Regions from separate parts of the Homo sapiens genome. Here region 2 is linked to region 1. Evidence: chromatin loops called from intact Hi-C (ENCODE). Cell type or tissue: heart left ventricle. All regions are shown on one strand.

Region 1 (2,500 bases):
TGCCCCAGGCCCTCCGCCCTGGTTCTGGCCATGGGGGCTTTCCACTAGATTTATCTGTACAGGTGACCGCTCCCCGTGTAGCCGCCAGCTCCCTGAGGGTGGGGCTCAGGTCCCTGTGCTGGGACCCACCTGGTCTAGGGGTCACAACCGCTGGCCACCCTGCATCAGGCCCTGTCAGGGAGCCCTGGGAGTCAGTAGTTTAGCAAACCTGTCTGGGGCCTTCCCCCTAGAAGCCACGGGGGCAGTCATGAAGAAATGGAGGGTGAAGGTGGGTGAGGCCAGGACAGGTGGCGGTCCACACACTTGCTGTGTTAGTCATCAAGGGCACCCAGCAGGGCAGAGGTCATCCCTAAAGCTGTGGCGAAGGGGATGGGTGGGGAGAAGGAGACAACGCATGCCAGGGAAAAGGCATCATGTCAAAACATCTTGCTGGAAAGGCAGTTTTCCTTCCAAACTCCCCAACAAGACCCGAAACGGTAAGTGGAAGGATGTCTTGATTAATCTCAGGCTGACGTTTTGCATTTGCTCTTGCAGCCAACACACACCGAGCCATCAAATCACCCTCCTGCTCCGTGCCAGACTCCGAACATGGAGTCCTCATTCCTGCCTCAGCAGCACTGGACAGAGCTTCTCTGTCCTCCCCCCTGGAAACGAGCCCCCAGCACAGGACCAAACAGATCATTGCTTCTACCTAGTGGAGCTAATAGCTGTTCATTGACCACATAGTCACTGGTCCCCTACTCTCCCAGCCCCTTGCTAAGCACGTCACATGCATTATCTCATTTACAAATGGGGTGGTTCCCAGAGATGGTTCTGGGGACCACAGTGGAGTGGGGAGGGGGCACTTCTGACCTGAGTGGAGTGAAAAGACAGCTGGCCCAGTCTCTTTTTGCGTCTGCTGCCCAGCATCATTGTCAACAGAGTCCACCTCATGCTTAGGAATGGCCCGGTTTGGAAGGTCAATTCTAGGTTCAGAGATTGGCCCAAGGCACCCTGTACCTGAGAGGGGCAGACACTAGAGGGCGCAAGGGAGCTGCGCTTGGTGGCCCAGGCTCAGGGATGTCAACTGGGCTGCAGCCTTGGGGCAAGGGCTATCTGCAGAGAGTGGAGGTGGGAGGCAGGTGGGGGGAGCGGGGGAGAGTGCCTAACCCTGCTCCCTCACAGAGCCCTTGCCCAGACCCAGCCCTAGCCCACATCCTCTCACCTCCATCAATCGCCCAGCAGGAGCCTGACCGGCCTGGGAACACAAGAGGGAAAAAGAGGTTCTGGGCCTGGCCTCTCCCCTCTCCACCACTTCAGCCCAGCCAGGCCCCAGCAAGCCTCTCCCCTGGGCTGGAGCCCTCAGACTCTCAGGCCGCTCTCCCGATGGGCTGGGACTGCAAATGAACCACGTTCTGGAAAAACAGCCAGGCCGTGCATCAAAGAAACTCCACGGCCCTCCAGGGGGTAGGTGTGGGGCGGGCCGGAAGCAGGAGGTGGAAGGACTGATAGAGCCCTTGGTTAGGAGTTCCGGTTCGGAACACCTTCTCCTCCTTAACCCACCCTCAGGAGCCACGAGGGCTCAGTTACAAGGCTCAGGTGGCAGCATCCTGGCCTGTGAATCAGGCTGACCAGGGTCCCTGCCCCGCCTGCTCCCACGGCCACAGGGCTTGTAACCTATGAAAAGCCCACTTCTCATGGTCCTAGCCTGGCCAGAGGTTCTGAATGTGCCACTGCCCCGTCCAAGACTCTGCCCGCAATCAGACGTGGGGCAGAGGGGGCGCCTCCAGGAGGCAAACTTTCCATTCCCACTGGGACAATGCCATGACCCCAGCCCCTGCTGACTCCTCTCCAGCCAATGGATCAGGCCACAGGAGGCCCTGCCTGCCTCCAGAAACTGGACGCCCCAAGCCTCTAAGTCCTCTTCTTGAGAGAAGGCCACATAAAAGGCAAGGTGGTGACGTCTTAGAGGCACGTACTTCGGTGTCCCACAGACTTGGGTATAGGTTGTATCTCTGATATTAGCGCCTTGGGCACAATACTTCACTTCTCTAAGCCTGGGTTGATTCACCTGTAAAAGGTAATAAGAACATCTACTTCACAAGGCTGGTGTAAGGATTAAATGCTACAAAGAACAGAAAGCGCAGAGCCGAGTTCCTGGTGCCCAAGCCAGCAGGAAAGTGGAGGAAGATGCTCTGAGCAGCACCTGCAGGGCCCTTCCGGCTCAGCCCAGTTTCTCTCTGCAGTGGAGTCCCAGTCTGCAAGCTAAGAACGGAGATGGACTTTCAATCCCAGCTTGGTATACATGGTATACACGGGTGAATTTTCTATTAGACAGTGGCACCAACGGATGTAGGAAGCCATGAATGCCTCGGTGTCAGCAGCCTCAGCCTAAGAATCATTCATTCATTCATTTGTTCATTCATTCACTTATTCAACAGACACCTTTTTGTCCAGACAGTCCCAGATTACAACTGTTGTCCAGATGTAATTATTAATAGCCTCCTTTGACCTTGAAGTG
Region 2 (2,500 bases), 770 kb after region 1:
CAAGAGAAAAATCTTTTCAAGGAGGTCAGTCTAAATGTACTGAATGTTTACTCTTTTTAGGTTGATGAACTCCACAGAAGTCTGCTGGAGGTGGGACTTTGACATGAAATTTTACCCCTCTATAGACCCTAAACAAGTGTCTTTATTAGTTCCTAGAGTCAAAGATTACTAAATACAAAACACTTGAAAATAGCTTGTAAGGAACTAAAATAGTTATTTCAGATGAGTGCCAGCTACAGGAATTCTGGACTGTTATAACTCATGATATTAAAGGATTTCAATTGATTACAAAATCTTCTAAGGAATAAATCAGACAATCAGAAATAAGTCATTTGTGCTGCTTTTTCATTTTAGACTTAGCGTAATTTCAAGGAAACAAGGCATGTAAATCCATCAAACAGATCCTGAAGAAAAGGAGGAAGACATTTCTCAAAGAATAAAGCTAAATATTCTAATCAAAGCCATTCAATAAAAGTATTTATTAGAAAAGGTTGATCACAGTTATGGAATAGAGGGAAGGAACCAAAGCATATCTTGGTTATATCTTTTTTTTTTTTTTTTTGAGACAGAGTCTTGCTCTGTGGCCCAAGCTGGAGTGCAGTGGTGCGATCTCAGCTCACTGAAACCTCTGCCTCCCCGGTTCAAGCGATTCTCCTGCCTCAGCCTCCTGAGTAGCTGGGGTTATAGGTGCGCAGGCCACCGTGCTCAGCTAATTTTTGTATTTTTAGTAGAGACGGGGTTTCACCATGTTGCCCAGGCTGGTCTCGACTAGTGAGCTCAAGCAATCCACCCACCTCGGCCTCCCAAAGTGCTGGGATAACAGGTATGAGCCACCGCGCCCGGCCTATATTATCTTTTAAATATAGGACTTAGTTCTAAAATTCTCTAAGGAGGGCTGTTTAGTAAAAAGTTTTCTATTTAAAACCTAAGTCCCCACCGCAACAGATTGAAAAGCCTACTTGTTAGGTAAACCATTACTCATTCAGAATACATAGTGAGGCCGAGGCAGGTGAATCATGAGGTCAGGAGTTCGAGACCAGTCTGGCCATGGTGAAAAACTGTCTCTACTAAAAAAAAATACAAAAAATTAGTTGGGCGTGGTGGTGGGTGCCTGTAATCCCAGCTACTCGGGAAGCTGAGGCAGGAGAATCGCTTGAACCCGGGAGGAGGAGGTTGCAGTGAGCCGAGATGGCCACTGCACTGCAGCCTGGGTGACAGTGTGAGACTGTCTCTCAATGAAACAAACAAAAAGAATACATAGCTAGGACTTCAGATTTCTGCCACCAGAGGGCAGTATACCCTAATTCAGGGTGTTTTGGACGAATTGTGCCCCCTGCTGCCCAAATTCATGTTTGAAGTCCCAAGCCCCAGTACCTCAGAATATGACTGTAAATTAAATTAAACTGAATTAAAATGACACTATTAGGGTGGGGCCCTAACTCAGTATGACTCATGTCCTTAGAAGAAGAAGAAGAGACACCAGGAGTGCAAGTGCACAGAGGGATGGCCATCTGAAGAGCCAGCAAGAGGGCAGCCATTGGTAAGCAGAGAGGCCTTAGAGGAAACCAACCCTGCTGGCAACTGTGAACAAATAAATTTCTGTTGTTTAAGCTGCCCAATCCCTAGTATTTTGTTATGGTGGCCCTAGCAAACTAATACTCAAGGTTCAGCTCTTAGGGGTAATGAAAACCTTTTAAAAGCTGAATCTATGAATAGGAATATAGATAAAGCAAAAACATACAGACAGACATATATTGTAGGGTAGCAGGGAAATCATAAAGCTCAAGAGACAGACCTGGATCTGATTACCAGCTTAGTTACATAACGCTGGTGTGATCTGGTATTTAACTTCTCTGACTCTATTTCCTCATTTGTAAGAGGCAATAATTCCCACACAGCAAAAGGTGTTGGAAGGATTAAATGAAGAAAAATCATATGGCAGAGGCAAGTGCACACACTATGTTCTTAAATGTTGGTGAGTCTGAACACTACATCTATCCACCTGGGGAAAAGCATTTAATGCAGGAGACCCATTCTTAAATGCAACATTCATGAGAAATTAATAAACTATGATTCTAATTTACAAACCATTTACTTGCAAATTGATTGGCATAAATTAATTCATCAATTCTTGATAACCCTAAGCTGAGAAAAAGAATCCACAAACTGGCCAGGCACAATGGCTCATGCCTATAAACCCAGCATTTTGGGAGGCCAAGGCAGGTGGATCACGAGGTCAAGAGATGGAGACCATCCTGGCCAACATGGTGAAGTCCCATCCTACTAAAAATACAAAAATTAGCTGGGCATGGTGGAGCACGCCTGTAGTCCCAGCTACTCGAGAGGCTGAGGCAGGAGAATTGCTTGAACCCGGGAGGCGGAAGTTGCAGTCAGCCGAGATCACGCCACTGCACTCCAGCCTGGTGACAGAGTGAGACTCTGTCTCCAAAAAAAAAAAAAAAAAAGAATCCAAGAACCAAGTTCTGGGAAAGATGTGATC

What was found. Hi-C counts contacts between places; a loop is a spot of excess contacts. Peaks named below come from ENCODE experiments on the same cell type or tissue, not always from the same donor. Only the 100,000 strongest peaks of a DNase experiment are listed, where the experiment ranks them.
Region 2: it touches region 1 in a loop (4-fold over the local background); 11 of 110 quality-filtered maps call a loop at or near these places.

The regions. Positions count from the first base shown.
Region 1 is chr2:28,451,185-28,453,684 of GRCh38, reverse strand. No RefSeq gene overlaps it. Among named protein-coding and RNA genes, the nearest start is that of PLB1, 44 kb to the left of the region's middle. RefSeq lists enhancers at 928-1,441, 1,442-1,955. In heart left ventricle, CTCF peaks have their summits at 811 and 1,011 (motif pointing right); a DNase peak (open chromatin) is centred at 1,044.
Region 2 is chr2:27,682,490-27,684,989 of GRCh38, reverse strand. The region is part of intron 9 of SLC4A1AP (solute carrier family 4 member 1 adaptor protein); the gene reads right to left. Among named protein-coding and RNA genes, the nearest start is that of SLC4A1AP, 20 kb to the right of the region's middle. RefSeq lists an enhancer at 2,126-2,500. In heart left ventricle, CTCF peaks have their summits at 1,114 and 1,315 (motif pointing right); no DNase peak of the experiment used is centred here.